2 separate regions of the Mus musculus genome follow, and region 1 is linked to region 2. Evidence: chromatin loops called from intact Hi-C (ENCODE). Cell type or tissue: gastrocnemius. All regions are shown on one strand. Each heading gives the region's core, and the rest is flanking DNA. Links, peaks and the distances in the headings are about the cores only.

Region 1 (9,596 bases), core at 2,482-6,481, 490 kb after region 2:
CCTCCTCCTCCTCCTCTTCTCCTCCTCCTCCTCTCCTCCTCCTCCTCCTCCTCCTCCTCCTCCTCCTCCTCCTCCTCCTCCTCCTCCTCCTCCTCCTCAGAAGGTAGTCAATATTTGACCAAAGGGGACAACCAGCCTTGATAGCCTTCCACCTACAACCATGGCCTGAAGGTACTTCATTGTCCTTTAAAATCATAAGATTTCCCCCAGATATCTATCACCTACCTAGCTCTTTTTCTTCAGGCTGAAAATCTCCTCCTTCCCTCCTTCCTTTCATCTCTCTTCTCTTCTCTTCTCTTCTCTTCTCTTCTCTTCTCTTCTCTTCTCTTCTCTTCTCTTCTCTTCTCTCTCTCTCTCTCTCTCTCTCTCTCTCTTTATTTCCCTCCTCTGACTATGAAACTAAATTTCACACACACACACACACACACACACACACACACAGAGCTTGTTACAATATTTGCAGCTAGTGGGAAAATGTTGCCCTGAAAGAGTTCAGGTTCGAGCCGGGTGTGGTGGCGCACACCTTTAATCCCAGCACTCCGGAGGCAGAGGCAGGCGGATTTCTGAGTTCAAGGCCAGCGTGGTCTACAGAGTGAGTTCCAGGACCACACAGAGAAACCCTGTCTCGAAAAACCAAAAAAAAAAAAAAAAAAAAACCAAAACGAAAGAGTTCAGGTTCCCAGCAGCAACACCCCACCCCCACCCCCACCCCCACCCCCAGGACATATTGCCCAAAGCTAAGTTACAGTGTAGCAAGGAAATGTAACAAGTGCAGGAAGAGGAATTCCACCCCACCCCCACCCCCACCCCCAGGACATATTGCCCAAAGCTAAGTTACAGTGTAGCAAGGAAATGTAACAAGTGCAGGAAGAGGAATTCCATCCCAAGAGAGTGGTGGATGTGAAACCTACTGAAACAACAAAACATTATGCTAGAAACTGTTAGTATTAATTGCCCTACCAAGCTTCTTGAATACATACATACAAACTAAAACCAGAGTGCCAAAACCAATTCACAAATTAAATACTAAGTGGGCAATGCTGTTTTCTTGAGTTCAGTGGTCCTGTGCAATCTCCAATAGCTTTTTTTTTTTTTTTGTCCTACTGTTTGAGTTTCTGCAAGCCTAAAGCATGATGTAGTGACTAGTGACTTCCTGCTATTGTGCTTACTCCAGTCGATCTACTAAGAAAGACTAAGTTTTCATACTTCTTGCAATGTCATTAGGCCTTTCTTTCTGCTCTGATACTTGACTTTCACATTCTCTCTCTCTCTCTCTCTCTCTCTCTCTCTCTCTCTCATTCTCTCTCTCTCTCTCTCTTTCTCTCTCTCTCCCTCCCTCCCTCTCCCTCTCCCTCTCCCTTTCTCCCTCTCCCTCCCTCCTCTTCCCCCCTCCCCTTCCCCTCCTCTCTTTCTCTCTCATCTTTGTTATTTCCTTCCTGTGACTATGAAATGAAATTTGACTCATTAAAATTAAAACTCCATATACAATGGCAGGCACTGAACTCACGTGGCAGTGTTTACTCATCCTTGTGATCGGGGCTAATGTGTACTAAGTTTTAGGGTATAGTCATCATTTAATACCTAGGAAAACCATAACTTCCTAAATACACACACACAGACCACTATCCACATATGACTACTTGGCTAATACTGCAATGGCAGGACATGAATTTTCCAAGTGCTGACATCTGGAACCCTCGCCAGCCCAGACACTGAAGACTTTATGCTTTTCTTTTTCCTCCCCATTAGTGATTTTATTGTTTTTATTTATTCGTATCTTATTTATTCGTATCTATGCATTGTGGGAATGCATGCTGTGGTGCATGTATAGAGGTCTGAGGGTAGCTCTTCCCTTCCACCTTTATATGCCTTCAAAGAATGGAACTCAGGGCTCCAGGCTTTCACTGCAAGCGCCTTTAACCACTGAGCCATCTCACCAGCCCTGAACCCTGAATTTCCCTTCCCTCCTTCCTTCCTTCCTTCCTTCCTTCCTTCCTTCCTTTCTTCCTTCCTTCCTTCCCTCCCTCCCTCCTTCCTTCCTTCCTTCCTTCCTTCCTTCCTTCCTTCCTCCCTCCCTCCCTCTTTCTTTCTTTCTTTCTTTCTTTCTTTCTTTCTTTCTTTCTTTCTTTCCACTAAAGACATAATTCATTGTGACGAACCTGTTTGAATATCAGTAACCAAGATACTGGGTTAGTATTATCACACCATAGTTAAAGAGTTTGCATAGCCTAAGCTGGCCCCTATGCTATAGAACATTACACATAGAAAAATAAGATATTTAGAAAACTATGCTTAGGTTTAGTTCAGTGGTTCATCAGTTCTGTGTTGTCACGAGGGTTATTTTCAAGAGAACTGATATCTAGAGGAAAATAGAAAATTGAGCTGACCACTGAAAAAGTGACAACGTAATAAAGAGAGAGAAAGCAAGACTCGATAGGGACACTGAAACGTGGAAATGCTCACAAACTCAAATTTCTGGGAAATTATTTGTAATGTTGATAAAGAGAGTCTAGACAGACAGATAGCTTTGCTATTCATGGGGCCCCTGACATAGGAGAAAAATCAGCATTGCTGGGATACTTATCAGAAATTCCAAGGCAGGGCTAGCTCAGTGAAGTGCTTGCTACACAAAGTCCCAGCAGCCGGGTAAAATGCCAGGCACAGCACAGCAGCACATGCCTATAACACCAGTACTGCAGAGGCAGAGACGGGAGGATCCCTACAGATTTCTGGCCAGCTGGTGTAGATGAATCGGCAAGTTCCAGATTCAGTGCGAGACCCTGCCTCAAAAATAAGGTGCCAGGCCAGGTGTGATGGCACACCTCTTCAATACCAACACTCAGGAGACAGAGGCAAGGTGGATCTCTGCGAGCTCAAAGCCAGCTTTGTATACATGGCGAATTCCAGGCTAGCCAAGGCTACCTAGTGAGACCCAGTCTCAAACAAAGACAAATGAAGTAGAGAAGTAATTAAAGATGACATTCAGTATCAACCTCTGACCTCCACCAGAGCGCCCATGTGTGAATGCCCCCACACACAAAATTTTTAAAAAAAATCACAGGATCTTAGTGCCACCCAGAGCTACACGGAACTTCTGTCTGTATCTTACACTTCCTCCATGTGTTTTATACATACAGTCTTGGGTACAAGTTCCCAAGATTAAATGAACACTGGATTTACCTGGAGAGTTCTAAAATCCACTGGTGTCTAGGTCCCACCCTAGAGATTTGAAATCAGTTGCTGAAGCTGCTGTCCTGGACATCAGCATTTGTAAGTGTTCCCTCAAGTGACTCTCAAGTCCCACGCACATGCCTAACTTTTAGGGAGAGCTCAGCACACTGCTGAAGAAAGCGGGTATCATCGAGTGTGCCTATGAACGAAAATCAGCTTGTCAATGGCATAGCTGCCCAGCCATCTGCTTCCCTGTCCGTGAACGTGCCAAGTGAATGACTTACTTGTGCTAATATTTAGCCAACATAAACATTATCTAATGTGGAGAGCAGTTTGGGATCAGGTAAACACTGAGTAAACTCAGGTAAAGGTGGACCAGGGGTACGTTGTGGGTACACAACAGGTGGGAAACAGGTCTATATTTCTGGAGAAAAAAAAAAAACCCAAGCTTTAGAGGCGGGTGCAAATATTATGAAGAGCTGCAGGAAAGAAGATATGGTTTTAACCCAGTGTGTCCATTCAATTGTGACCTGTATGCAAATGTACTGCAGTCAATTCCCAGCAGAAACACCCTGAAACCATGCCTTCCTTAGCAGGAAAACATTTATGGTGGAAAGCTAGTCCTTTGGATCATTACCCAGAGTATATATAGGAAGTTATAAGAAGGACCTGTGATAGCAAAATATTCCACGTGCAAAGCATGCCTTCTTCGTTTACACACAAATTTTTGCTTAAGGTCTAGCTATTTTTCAAGTGAAATTATGTGCCCTGGGCTTTAGGGAATTTTCTGTCTATGGCAGATAAAAGAAGCCACATTTAAGAGGTGGTAAGAAGGCTGCCAGGAACAGATAGGGCAGATACTAATATATTCATACAAGGAAGGAATGAAACTTAGAGAATGACATAAAGGAGCCGAGACTGCAGGTACCGGGAGCCGCTTAGTACACGGATGCATTCACACACAGCCTGGCAGCGCACCCTGGTGGCATGGCTTGGCAGCGCACCTTGGCATTGTTCTCAGTTCAGAAGCAAGAACTGAGTGAGACTCTCAGTAATGATAGAGAGAGATAGAAGTGAAATAGGCCCTTAGAAGTGTTGATGATAGCCAATGCCATCGTCTGTCCAGTGCTTACTGGAGTGGGAGTTACGCGAGTGTGCACTGTGATCTGCGAGGTTTGAGCTCTTCATTTTACCTGGTACAGTACCAAGCTCTGTGCAGTCTTTATGACAATCCTGAGGGATACTGGTATGATTCCTCTCAAGAATGGAAAAAACGAGAGGCAAAGGAAAGTGTGGTTGTTTTGGTTATCTATTAAGGAACATCATGCGGGTCTGGGAAGATGGCTCTGTGGGCAAAATGCTTGCCCACCAAATATCTGAGTTCAGATTCCAAGAACCCATGTAATAGCTGGGCATGGCACTGTACCTCTGTAACCCCCAGTTACAGGGATCTGTAGGCAGGAGCTTCCAAGAGCTTGCTGGCCAGCCTAGGCAAAGTAGTGTGCTCCAGACTCAAGAGAGACCTGTAGAGAATGACAGAGGAGACACCTAATATTAACCCCTAACACACACACACACACACACACACACACACACACACACACACACACACACACACATTTATAGATGTCACAAGATAAAGTGTGGATTTGGACTTAGCCATTTTTCACAGTGTCTTGGGCTCATTTAAGTTTTGTACTTAGATTCATGCTATTGTGCTTAGTAGATAACCAGGGTCATTACTCTCTCATCTTCTTTTCTTCCCCTTCCTGAGTCTCTTCCTCCTCTAAGCCGAATTAAATATCATCTTAACATAACATTCTATATCTCTCATTTGCCTGTGGATTTAAACCAACATTTTCAATCTGTGTGTCACAACTCCTCTGGGTGCCAAGCAACCCTTTCACAGGGGTGGCATATCACACATCCTGCATATCAGATATTTATACTATGACTCATAACAATAGCAAAATTATACTTACAAAGCAGCTATGAAAATAACTTTATGGAGGGGGGAGTCACCACAATGTGAAAGGCTGCACTAAAGGGTCACAGCATTAGGAAGGTTAAGGACCACTGATCTAAACTCATCTCTGTTGGATGCTTTCCTCATGCTCTATTGATGGTTCTCTGAGTAGACGATTGCATTTTATTTTGTTTCATAGTATAATCCCCAATACAGTGTCTGCAATACAGCAAATGCTCCAGAATTTTTTAATAAATCCTTTAATTTGCTACTATATTGGCTACTTTCCCTGTTGCTATGATAGAATACATGTCCAAAGCAACTTACAGGAGGAAGTAGTTATTTTGGATTACAGTTCCATAGGATAGGAACTAATCAGGGTGAGGAGGCACAGCCTTGAGGGGCAGGCATAGCAGCAGAGCAGACACAAGCACAACACAGATAAAGTGAACTGGGAATGGCCACACTTTAAACTTTCAAAGCATGCCCTTGTTGATGTACCTCCTCCATCAAGGCCACACCCCCAAGCATCTGCCAACAGCACTACTGTCTTAGTTAGGGTTTGCATTGCTGTGAAAAAAACACCATGACCAAGCCAACTCTTATAAGGACATCATTTAATTGGGGCTGGTTTACAGATGCAGAGGTTCAGTCCATTATAATCAAGGTGGGAGCATCACAGCATCCATGGTGCAGGAGGAGCTGAGAGTTCTACACCTTCATCTGGAAGCTGCTAGGAGAAGACTGGCCTCCAGGAAGCTAGGATGAGGGTCTTAAAGCCCACACCCACAGTGACACACCTATTCCAACAAGGCCACACCTACTCCAACATAGCCATACCTCCAAATAGTGCCACTCCTTGGGCCAAGCATACTCAAACCACCACATATATATATACCTACATATGTACACCTCCTCATGACACAAAAGAGACTCACGACAGACATGGTCAAAGCCACAAGCAAGAAGGAAGAGGAGAGAGGAAAATATGCCTTTCTTCTCGTGTAGCCCTCTCCCACATGAGGAAAATCTTCTAGAAAAGTTCCAAGCAGCCTGTCTCATGAGGCAGACTGGTGGGTAAAGGGAGACTGGAGAGCTGTGAGTCGTCCTTTGTCCCTGGGACAAAGTAAATCTTCCATTTACACAGGGGGCAAATGTTGGGTCAGAAGAAGAGGTGATTCCAAGCTGTTGGAAATGGTGTGATGACAGACAAAGCAAGCTGGTGAAAGGAGGCCTGGCCATACAGCTCCAACCTAGGCAAACAGGGTCTGCTCCTAGAGATCATGAATATTGGCTCTAACACATACATACATACGTACATACACACACACACACACAGAGAGAGAGAGAGAGAGAGAGAGTCAGACAGACAGAGACAGAAAGAGACAGAGACAGAGAGACAGAAAGACACAGAGAGATAGAGACAGAGAGACAGAGACACAGATCAGGATCAAAATATACAGGCTCCCAAGTCCTTCATATAAAACTGCTTAACATTTTTTATGTAACATATGCACATCCTAGACACTAAATCATGTCTAGACTAGTGGCTCTATAGCACTGCATTATATATGCAATGTAAATGGATATTTCACTCTACTGTTCCCAAATGAAAGATGATTAAAAAAAAACTCTACATGTGCTGGACAGATGCAATTATTTTCCAGATAGTTAGTTATCTGTGGTTGCTTGAATCTGAAGAAGCAAAGCCAATGGACCCAAAGGCTGTACGTTATCTTCTTTCACCATTCATGTATAAAATACCAGAGAGGGATGGAGAGAGAGTTCAGTGCCCAGGAGTGCTTACTGAGCCTTTGGGAACAGAGCCATTGCCTTACCGTCGCTGATTTCTTCAAACTGTGGTTTTCACTGATATCATGTCTGATGCCCCCCATCACTCATAGTAACTTTCAGATGACTAGGGGATAATAAAGACTTGAAGAACAGACACGGGAGTGGAATCTGGGTAGTTATAGTGTCGGGGGTGGTTAAAAACACAAAGGGGAATTTTAAAGAAAAGAATTACTAGGCTTGGAGCCAATGCACATTAAAGTCTCTTACCAGGGGAAGAATAACTCTCATTGTTTCGCTGAAGAGCATTCAGATGTTTCGCCTTGCTTCCTTTCTAGCGAATCCGAACATGTCCACACTCTGTTGTTTAGGTCTCACTGTACAGCATGTGTAACAGACACCACAATCATTTGACCCGGCCCCAGTATTTTCTTTCTTCAATTCTGTCTGCTCACTTATCTTTGATCCTGGAGATTTCTAGAATACACCATATACATACATACATACATACATACATACATACATACATACATACATACATATTCTGATAGGAAATGAATCCCAAGTTTTCACCCTGGGTGACTTGGCTAAAGACAGCCTTTGGCAATATAAGAAGGAAATGGATCATTCTTTTCTAATGAAAACATGCTTCATTTGTCTTAACGCCCTGAAGACATGGCTGCTGTCACCACTGAGAAATTCCCTTCATCTCCCAGCAGCCACCATGCCCTCAATGCTTGGTGCAGTACAGTGGTAACTGGATACCTGGAAGCTTCATGCTCTTCCAAGGTCTCTGGCTACCAGAGCACTCTGTGGACAACCCTTGACTAGAACTTTCATTTTCTCTATAACACAAATTTTGTTTCCCGATAATTAATGCTATTTCCCTTTTTTAACAGACCAGCAGTTCTCAACCTGTGGGTCTCGACCCCTTGGGGGGGTCGAGTGACCTTTTCACAGAGTCACCTAAGACCACTGGAAAACCTAGATATTTACACTACAATTCATAACAGTAGCAAAATCACGGTTATGGAGCAGCAATAAAAATAACTTTTTAAAGAATTAATTATTTTATGTATATGTGTACACAGTAGCTGTCTTCAGACACACCAGAAGAGGGCCTTGGATCCCATTATAGATGGTTGTGAGCCGCCATGTGGTTGCTGGGAACTGAACTCAAGACCTCTGGAAGAGCAGTCAGTGTTCTTAACTGCTGATTCATCTCACCAGCCCCCAACAAGGATAACTTTATGGTTGGGGGTCACCATAAGCTGAAGAACTGTAATAAAGGTTTGCAGCATTAAGAAGGTTGAGAACCATTGTATTAAATTAGACACTCCATGTTCTTGGGCCCAACATAGCACTAAAAGACCCTAATATGGGCCAAATGAGAGCTGTCACATAGCTGTGACACCCTGCCATGCCGGCTGTGGTGTCCTCAATGTCAGGATGCAGACAACAGAACCGGAGGCAACAGGTTCTATCTCACTCAGCTTCTCGCTCAGGGTCTGTACTCAGCTCCATTTTTTTTTTATTTCCACATTACTGTATCCTATTACTCATCGTTCAGATTTATGCTCAGAAAGGCACAGCCTGCTTTTAATCCTCCCTTTTATGGAAGCCCAGTTATTTCTTTTAGTGCCTGGAGATCTTTGCCTTGGTCAGAACCCACGCGCCGGCTCACCACTAGAAACTCAGCCTCACACCACCTTCTAAAGGAATGTGTTGACGACATCATGAAATGCACAGGCTGTCTAGACCCTGGGCACGTAGGGCCTTGGTACTATTGACATTAGGGCTCAGGTAGCGCTTTGTCATGAGGGGTTTTCTATGTGCTGAAGGGTGTTTAGTAATCCATGGCTTCTATCCTTGGCTATAAGAGTAAATGTTTCCAGGCAATATTTCCCAGAAGGAGAAATCACTCCTGGTTAGTTAAGATCCAGTGCATTTATCACACACCTATGGGAGAGCGAGACCATGGGCAGATGTCCCCATAAAGCCTTCAGCTCTCCAGACCTGCACCTACGTCTCATCTGTTGCCTTCCCCCTTCACATTGACCCTTGGCCTCCTGAGGAGGGCATCAGCAGCCCTGAGAGGCAGCAGTTTTTCTGTGTTAGTGATTTATGGTGGCCAGGGGAGGGAGACCTCCCTGCACAGCCAGTGACATAGCTGACTGCTAGGCTATAGGTGTCCTGAGAAGAGTGACACTGTAGGGAAAGATACTGCTGTGATCACTCATGAGTCATTTACACACCTCTTCTGCTTGGCTGGAACCCACTGAAGGCTGCCTGGCTATATCCCTGCTCAGTGGCCACACATCTGAATATTTACTGCCACCTCAGGGACAGTGAACAATACCTACCGCTTCAAGGTGCTGGCTGTTGAAGTCTTAGGTCAGGCTTCCTTGCCTCTGGCTGAGTCCACAGTCACCTTTGATAGATAAATGTCACATCAACACATACAACCTAAGAACACTTGTCTCTATAGAAAATATCCTAACTATGCCAATTGGCATTAAAAGGTACCAAAAATGCACCCATTTAATCCCAGCAACCAGAAGGCAGAGACAGGAGGATTTGTGAGTTTGAGGCCAGCCTGGTCTACATGGTGATTTTTAGGACAGCCAACTACACAGAGAGGCTCTGTCTCAAAAAAAAAAAAATCAAT
Region 2 (9,596 bases), core at 4,983-8,982:
GTGGGTCACCACCCCGCAGAGAGTTGCATGACTGAGGTAGGAGATTATGAAAATGTTTGGCAACAATGAAAGACTTCTGAACATGGAATGCCCAAACAATAATTTAAAGTCAGATGTGTAATGAGCCAGACAGGTATTTCTGGAAGGGCTCATTTGTGTGTGTCACAGGACTTCACAGCAACCTTGGTTCTTCACACGTGTGTTTTGTGTGGTACATGCCATGCAGTGCCGTCAAACACTGCCTGAAACACCTGGGCTCACATGTGAGAATATGAATGGCATCTTTTTTTATTGGATACACAAAGGCTTTTATCTTAAATACAATAGTTTACTTACTAAAACAAAAAACTCACTAAAACCAAAACCAAACCAAACCACCACCAACAAAACCACCCGAAGACTATTTTGCCTACTGTTGCTCCTTAGCATGTATTACCTAATTGACACTTGCCTCTGGATTATGCTGTGTTGGAGCGAATGGTTTTAAAAATCGTTGAGTTGCCGGCTTATGCTTCATAAGAAAGTCACTAAGTAAATTTTGGTTTGATATTTGGACAGAATTCCAACAATTTTTCAAATGCTTCCAAACATACTTCTGCCATTTTCTGCTTTATTTGTGCAAAGCTGAATTTTCAGTGTTAATGATTATAAAAATCAGTCTAAAATGTTGAAGATAGTTTGAGAGTACATGTAGTACCCTCAGGCATGGTGGTGTCAGGGTGTAAGAAACGCTGAAGACTGATACCCTAGACTTAAATAGTATGCAAGGACAAAGAGCATTTATTTAGCTGAATTTCCTGGATGTAGGGCTCTCCCCACTTGGGAATGGAGACTTCTGGTGGACTCGAAGGCCCAGATTTTAGTGTTCATCAGGGGAATTCCAGGGAGGGGTGTGTGCCCTTTTACCTGGATTGGTTAGCTCTATCTGTGGCGGTCTGACTGATTCTATAATTGGTCAGGCTCTGGAGACCTCCCTGGGGGTTGATTATTCATTCTAGCTACCTATTCTTACTTCAGGCCAGATGACAAGGTGTCCTGGAATTGGCTGCCTGCAGCTGTGGTTGACTGACCACAGGTTCCTGGATCCAGGTTCTCATTTCTAGGAAACAGAACCTTAAGCCTAGTCTCCCAAACTACCAGTGTGTAGCCTGTTTTGGAGTCAGCCTGGCACTGTCTTACTCAGTCCTCTCAGTGCCAAGTGCCTTACCCACTGATCCATCTCATGCACCCACCAAGATTTAATTCTTTAGGTAAAAATAAATGTCTCACTAGTGTACAGACTTGCTTTTGACTTTAATAAATGGTAAAGTTATGTTACTTAAGAATTTTTTTTTAAAAATTAACTTATTGACTTTACATCCTGCTCACTGCCCTCTTCTCGCCAGCCCCTTCCCACAATCCTTCCCCTGTCCTCCCTCCCCTTCTTCTCTGAGCAGGTGAGCTCCCTCCTTGGGTATCCACTTTCCCACCCTGGCACTTCAAGTTTCTGCAAGGCTAGGCACTTCCTCTCCCATTGAGGTCAGACAAGGCAGCCCAGCTAGAAGAATATATCCCACTTACAGACAGCAGTTTTTGGGATAGACCCCACTCCACTTGTTCAGGACCCACATGAAGACCAAGCTGCACATCTGTTACATATGTGCAGGGAGGCCTAGGTATGGTCTTTGGTTGTTGGTTCTGTCTCTGAGAGCCCCCAAGAGTCCAGGCTAGTTGACTCTCTTGGTCTTCCTGTGGAGTTCTTAGCCTCTTTGGGGCCCCACAATCCTTCCTCCTATATTCTTTCATAAGCGTCCTCAAGCTCCACCCACTGTTTCGCTGTGGATGTCTGTATCTGTCCGAGTCAGCTGGTAGGTGGAGTCTCTCAGAGGACAACTTGCTCCTGTTTGCAAGCATAACAGAATATCATTAATAGTGTTAGTGATTGGTACTTGCCATGGAAAGGGTCTCAATTTGGGCCTGTTATTGGTTGGCTCTTCCCTTAGTCTCTGCTCCATTCCCTGGGCCTGCATTTCTTGTAGACAGGATACATTTTGGGTTGAAAGTTTTGTGGGTAGGTTGGTATCTCTGTCACTCCACTGCTTTCCTGTCTGGCTACAGGAGGTGGCCTCTTCAGGTTCTATAGCCCCAGTGTAGTGAGATACAGCTAAGGTCACCCCATTGATACTTAAGAATTTTTTAACTTCTAGGACACACTTAGCAAAATATACAAATTTTTTAGTGTGTGTGTGTGTGTGTGTGGTTGGGGAATATTGTTCTATAACTTTCCTAAGGTCTATGGGAATAAATCTTTAGGTGCTTGAAGTTATAAATAAAATAAATGTGAAACTTAAAAATTAAATACATTTCTTATGATTTAATATAGAAAATGTTTGACATCTAGACCTCTATTATCTTGCTATATAACTGACTTTGCACAAAAAATTATTGAGCAAAATGGGGATGGCAACAGAAAAGTTTAAGAAGCCTTGCTCTAGGGTCCGTTTCTCTAGCTAGGAACAGCCCCAGGTTCTCCACTACCTTTTAACATTGTGTTAGAGGTGAGGGGAGTACAGACATTTAAAATGCTTCTCTGTTTATTATAATCTAGCTTATTTTTTTAATGCTTTGTTCGACTATTATAAGACTTCAGGAATCTTCGGAGCCCATAAAAGGCTCACTTTGACAGTTTTGGAGAGCATTTTCATGGGCTCTTATGGAGAAGGTATTCCTGTCATTCTGGAAGCTGGCTGCTTTACTCCTGGCATTGGGTAGCAAAGCGCCATAATACTGCTAATGCATGTGGTAGCATACCCTTGCAGTGTGACAGTACTTCTTCATGATTAAATTAGATACCTCAACTGTGGCTTCTCCGTGCCTGTTGCTGTCTTGGCATAAGGGATCTGAAGTGCCCGCCAAGAAGCCTCGGCAAGTTTAAAGAGTATTATTATTATTATTATTATTATTATTATTATTTTATTACATGTCTTTTGATGAACTAGTTCCCATGTTAGGAATCAACCCTAGACCCACAACATTGGAATGAGAATCACAGGCTGCCCTCATGGCTTACTAGGAGAGATGGGTTGGATGTGTTAATTTCCCATTGCTGCCATTTCATACCCTGAATGCTGGGTATCTTAATCACGTTTCTACTACTGTACAGAGACAACAAGGCCAAGGCATCTTATAAAAGAAAACGTGGGACTAGAGAGATGGCTCGGTGGTTAAGAGCACTGACTGCTCTTCCAAAGGTCCTGAGTTCAATTCACAGCAACCACCTGGTGGCTCACAACCATCTACAATGTGTCTGAAGACAACTAGGGTGTACTCATATACAATAAATAAATAAATAAATCTTTTTAAAAAAAGAAAAGAAAACATTTGTTGGAACTTACATTTCCAGATGATGAGCCCATGCCCATCATGGCCAGCGTGGTACTGGAGCAGCAGCTGAGAGCTTACATCGATCTACAAGCATGAGGTAGAGAGAGCTAACTGCAAATGGCTTTTAAAACGTTAAAGCCCAGCTGGGCGTGGTGCCGCACGCCTTTAATCCCAGCACTCGGGAGGAAGAGGCAGGCGAATTTCTGAGTTCGAGGCCAGCCTGGTCTACAAAGTGAGTTCCAGGACAGCCAGGGCTACACAGAGAAACCCTGTCTTAAAAAAACCAAAAACCAAAACAAAACAAAAACCAAAACCAAACAAACATTAAAGCCCGACTCCAGTTACACACCTTCTTCAACAAGGCCACAATTCCTAATCTTTCACAACTGGGAGACATTCTCACTTAAATAACTACATTGCTTCTCTTAATAAGTGTAGTGGTCATTGTGGATAATTTCCCATTTTGACGACATTACTTTATCATGACATCATAAGTTTCAGATATTAGGATATGAACTTATTCCAAGCCATTATTCAATCTATCATTGTGGTAATTCTATATTCACTAGCCATCCTTAAAAGCACAGTAGTCTATGCACATGGAACACAGCTCCATATAATGGTGTTTAATGTGGATACAGCCCTCCCAAATGGCTGTAACTTGAGCTAAGGGACCGGCACTGGGAAGATTTACATATAGCATGCGGGAGTTTGAACATCTTCCTGTGCCTTTTGTTTCCTCTAACCGTGGAAATTATCTTGGATGACCACTGTCTTCAATTCTGGATGCGATGGATTGACTTAAGTCTGACAAAACTCAGTTTGTCGTGGGAAGCTGGCTCTATAGTCACCAACAGTCCACAAGAAGCAGTCCTCACTAATTTGCATATAACTTTGTTCTCCTTGTCTGTATGGCTGTCCCCTGCAGAGATGACCTTGCTGTAGGTTAGTGATTCACTTGCTGTGAACTTCCACGGATTCTTATCACAAATACTCTTTACCCCAGAATCTCCTGGGTTGAACGTTCCAGACAACAGGGCTAAATCACATTGCAGCCTGGATGAGCCAGAGAGGCTAACATACTCTGGGTCCCACTGAGCACGTCAGTCACCTTGTCAGCCAGTGCATGAATTAGAACCAAGATTTCCAAGTTACAACTTACCACAGAGACTGACAGAGCTCAGTGTACTTCTTTGGTGGTTGGATACATTAGTTCTGGTGAAATGACTGGACAATGTGCAATAGTTAGTTTTTACTATGAGGAAGATACTGTATCATCTAAGCAAACTTCTTGGGGCAAAATTCTTTCACTGATGGAACAGGCTGTCGGTCTCACTGGTGATTCTCTCCGTCCCTGATATACAATATGCCGTTTATTGTTTGTCTCTCCATCCCTGATATACAACATGCCGTTTATTGTTTGTCTGGCCGAGTCAACACAATACCATCTGTGGCACACTGCGATGATCCAGATCTCATCAGACTTTATTGGTTAGAGGGTAGGAGGGTTAATTTAACTCTATGGCAAAACTAGACATGCGCACTGATGTCTCTCCAGCATAAAATCAAACTGGTCCAGCTGCCTGAGGCCTAGCTCTACACATACCCTCATGGCTTCTGCTGGTGTACACAGGCTAGGTGTTTCAGTCTCCTTTGGCATATAGGCTCATCTGGAATTGTTGAGAAGTAGCACCGACTGAGGCTGAGCGCTTCTTCATCACACTATGTGGCTTCTGGCATCTTTTTCATAACTGGCTTTGTTACCTGTACTTCAGCTTTTAAATTATGTGAGCCCAGATCTTTTAAAAGTAAACATCACTAAAAGATGAAAATTAGGGCAACCTTCTACCAATCTGTTTCTATTTGGCTACCTAATGGTAGTACACATGTGGGGATGCAGAATACAGTGTTGGCCTCATTGTCATTCACAATTATCTGTCTTTGACGGGAAGGCTTTGACATTTAAAAACCCAGAGATGTTTTGTCACTGAAATTGTGTATGACCAAGAAGCAAGTAAACTTGCAGGTTATATCTAATCAGAAAGAAAGTCATTATATTGGTAATACTGCACTAATTATTTTATAAACATCCTCAATTATTAGAGCACAGAATTCTTACATGTTTCCTGTTCAGGTTTTTGTTTTGACAAAAGTATATGTACATGTGTATTGGAATGAATTTCCTAAGTAATTATTAAAGCTAGAAATTTTATGTACAAAATTATTATAATCTAAACAGTATTTTAAAAAAACTAGACATAATGGCTAATTCATTGGTCATAGACAGTGAAGGACAGTAATCCATGAGACATGGAAAGTAACCCAGGTGAGTCAAAACTACTCCTGTTTACTATTGTCTGGAGAAAGTGGCCAGCTGTGGCCTGGAGTTAAGAGAGTCCAGGCTGACCAGGCTGGGATCCCAAGATAACTACAGTTCACAGGGTGGACTGTAGTTATAGAGTGTGGAGAAAAACTTTTCTAGAAAAATGGAAGAAGAAATACATCCCAACTGTTGGCCTCACCATCCATGAGGTTGACAGTATTTGCATAACAACACAAAAATGCATCATGTGCTCGTACGGGCTAGTTCCTTTAATAGTACCTTCTTACCAACTGTAGGAAATGAGGCCAGGGGACAAAAGGGCCATGATCATGGGGGAGTGGAGTGTGTGTGTAGGCATGCATGTGCCACTTCACATGTGTGAAGGTCAGAGGACAAGTTAGGATGTCACCTTGCTTCCAGATTTTTAGTGTCCCCAATAGCTCAGGCTAGCTGGTCTGTAATCTTTCTGGGATTCTTGTTTCCACCTTCCATTTCACCCAGGAACACTGGGGTTACAGGTGAGTGCTATGCCTTACGTCATGTGGACTCTAGAGATCTGAACTCACAATTGCATGGTGAATGTTTTAACCACTGAAGCATCTCCCGGCCTGAGAGCACATTTTAAAACACTAGGGAGCCAGGTATATGGTGGTACAGGCCTATAATTCCAGAACTCAGAAGGCTAAGAGGATCATATTGAGACCACTCTAGATTAGAAACTTTAGGAGAAAAAAAAAAAGAAGGAAAAAAAAATCCATTTTTAAGATATGTATAAAATTTGTATTAACCATGTTACATTTTCATTTTAAAATTCTCCAATAATGTCTGATTCTATTTAGATGCTCTTGAGACGGGGACTCAGCACTGTGTATGTAATCAAGGCTTGTCTTCAACTGTTCATCCTGCCACTGACTTCCAAGTGCTGATATCACAGGCACGTGCCTCCACATCTTCTGCACCACACTCCTATCCTGCCTTCAGCCCTTACTCTTCCTCCTCCACGTACACAAACTTGTTTTAGCCCCTCAGATGCCTCCTCCACAATGCACTTGTGTGTGTACTTTATCCTTAATTCTAGACCGGTAACGCCTGTGCTCCTTGGTCCCCATCATCACGTATTCCAAGGGGTTAGGCTTTGTTGTTGGCTTTTTGTTTTGTTTTTTGAAACGGGGTCTCTTTACATAGACCTGGATATCCTGGCTATGTAAACCAGACTTTCTTCAAACTCACAGAGATCCACCTGCCTCTGCCTCCCAGGTGCTGGGATTAAAGGTGTGTGCTTTTAACCACAGGTTCCTGTCGCACCAAGAACCTTTCCTCCCAGGACTCGCTATATGTGGGTGTTGTGTGACCTTTTGGTCTTCCACTATGAGGTCAGTGGAGTCTGGGTTTGGTTTGGCTTTGTCCACTGTTTCTTTGCTGAATCCAGTACATTGCTGGCTCTTAGTGTTATTTATGAATGGTCTTCCAATAAGAGTTTGTGATGGAGTTTTTATTTCCACGGCTTCTCCAGTAGGTGGCAGCATTAACAGCAAATGAAAAAACTTGATTTTATAGGTCTCGATTTTAGGTGTGAGCATTGCCCTGCTGCTGTTATTGATTTATTATCTGTCCTTAGTACTTGCCACACTGCTGTGTGGTTGCTTATTTATTGTTTCCTATATTGTATGCTACTGTCTGTCAAATATATCATACGGATACTTAGTTCACTATTTAGAATACAAGAAACATTTTCTGCCTATAAGAAAAAAATTCCAACTGTGGCATAAACAAGTTGGGTAGCCGGGGCCAGGGGTTGGGGAGTTGCAGATTTTTTTTTTTTTAATGGCAAAGATTAGACTTTTCAGGGTTCATGTTGCTGATCAAGGATTTCCTTAATACAAGTCCTGTATCCCATCTTAGCATACCTGGATGCTACATCTCCAGGGTAAGAACTCAACAGCCTCCTTGGAATGTCTGCTCCGTGCCAACACTAGCTTACCTGACTGTTGTAGAAAACTTTAATCCCAATCAGGGGTTTCTAGCTCACCTTTGATCATTTAGTCCTCGGGTAATGAGAAACCAGTGTTTTGCCTTCCCAGCTGTCTTTATTTCCCTTCCTGTCTTGTTATATAACCCAGGCCACCTGGGACTCAAGGATTAAACAATGTTTAGTGAAATGAATCCCACCAGCTCCGCCTGACACCAACTGCCTGGTCACAGCATATGACAAAAGGCAATTCCTCAGTCCCCAAGTGGTGCTCTGACTCATCTCCCTTGGACTCAAGCCCTAAGTTGGCACCTTTAGCATTTTAGTTCTGATATGGCAAGCTGTTGGCGCACGAGTGCAAAGAAACCTAGTCAGTGAAGAGGAAGTATGACAATTTAGGCAAACACAGGAAAGACTCTCTGAGAAAGGAGTGTTACAAGCAGGGCTCTGCAGTGGGGCCATAGGATAGCATTTCCTTGGGAGTTTACTGTGTAGAAGACCCTGCTCACAACAGTCTCATTGCCAACACACATATCATCATGTCCTGTTACAAGCAAATCACAATGGCTCACTTCCAGAGCACTGAAACTTTGGGGCCTAGTTCTGCTTCCTCCCCACCTAGCAAAATCTCACTCAACCAATTCAAGTACCAGTTCTAGTTCCTCATAGACTTCCTATTTATTTGTCAGAACTTTCTTCCCCTTTTTGCATCTGTCCAGCAAGTTATTGTGTGGCAGCTACTCTGCTCCAGCATTGAGGACCTCTGTACTCTCTGCTGCTAAGCTGTGAGCTCCCTGGGGAGAGGACTTTTTAACCTAATGGACCTTTATTTTCTGTACCTATCACATGTAGCAGGCACTGAATATTTGTGCTTAATGAGAAAGGCACCGGCACAGCCCTTATAGCTACTGTTGCAAGAAAGAGAGCAGCAGGCATGCACAACGCATGTAAGGCGGGGTTTTATAGCAAGACAAGGAAGAAGACATCCTGTTGTCTGTCTCCTTCATCAAGCAAACCAGCTCACTGGGCTTCAAAGTTCGTCAAAACAGAGCTCTATGTGATCCTCAGCGATTAGCTATCCTAGTGGCAAAAGCAGTGGAAAGTAGAAAGCCTTGTGACTCTATAATCAGATGGTTGGAAAACTGTGTTTCCTACCCACAGTAGCAACAGCTGCTACTGTTGCTTCTAGACATTTCATCTTGTATGTATATGTGTGTGTGTTTTATTTTTTTAATGAAAAAGAAATACTTTTCAGGGCTAGTAACACTGTTCAAGGATTTCCTCAATAAAGGAAGTCCTGTAATCCTGTTTTAGCATACCTGGATGCTACATCTCCAGGGTGAAAACTCAACAGCATCCTTAGAATGCCTGCTACATCTCTGTGCCAACACTAGCTTACCTGACCACTATAGGTACAAGTCATACTGTGGGAAACCAGAGCTTTGCCTTCCCAGCTGTCTTTATTTCCCTTCCTGTCTTGTTATGTAACTGGGCTACGTGGGACTCAGGATCGAACAACTCTTAGTGAAATGAATTCCACCAGCTACACCTGACACCAACTGCCTGTTCACAGCATCTGACAAAAGGCAAGCGCTTCCTATAGTTTCTTGACCAGGAAAAGAAGTCTATAAAAATCTTAGGATTTTTGTACAGCTATTATACTGCCCAAGGCTAGAACTTTAGATTACAGTTCAGAGAAGTGATCCTTGGTTTTAAGACAAGGTCTTACTCTATACCTTGACCAAGGTTGCCCTTGAACTTATAGCAATCATCTTGTCTTCAGCCTTCCAAGTACTGAGATTACAGGCATGAGTTATGCCTTAACTCTTTTTAACATAAAATAAAAAAGATCTAATATTTAATACTTTAATACCACACCCACACACAGACACTCCACTGAGAAATGCTATAGAATTTGAGTTACCTCTACTTACTGCCCCT

Evidence for each region. Peaks named below come from ENCODE experiments on the same cell type or tissue, not always from the same donor. Only the 100,000 strongest peaks of a DNase experiment are listed, where the experiment ranks them.
Region 1: it touches region 2 in a loop (4-fold over the local background); 7 of 42 quality-filtered maps call a loop at or near these places.

Annotation. Positions count from the first base shown.
Region 1 is chr15:58,378,199-58,387,794 of GRCm38, reverse strand. The region is part of intron 1 of Anxa13 (annexin A13); the gene reads left to right. Among named protein-coding and RNA genes, the nearest start is that of Anxa13, 6.3 kb to the left of the region's middle. In gastrocnemius, for the core only: a CTCF peak has its summit at 4,160 (motif pointing left); a DNase peak (open chromatin) is centred at 4,158.
Region 2 is chr15:58,874,695-58,884,290 of GRCm38, reverse strand. Trmt12 (tRNA methyltranferase 12) reads right to left here. Exons shown (of 1, transcript NM_026642.2): 1 at 7,510-9,596. Gm36509 (a long non-coding RNA gene) reads right to left here and starts at 1,668. Exons shown (of 2, transcript XR_384121.2): 1 at 1,561-1,668. In gastrocnemius, for the core only: a CTCF peak has its summit at 7,206 (motif pointing right); DNase peaks (open chromatin) are centred at 7,181 and 7,950; H3K27ac peaks cover 1,620 bases.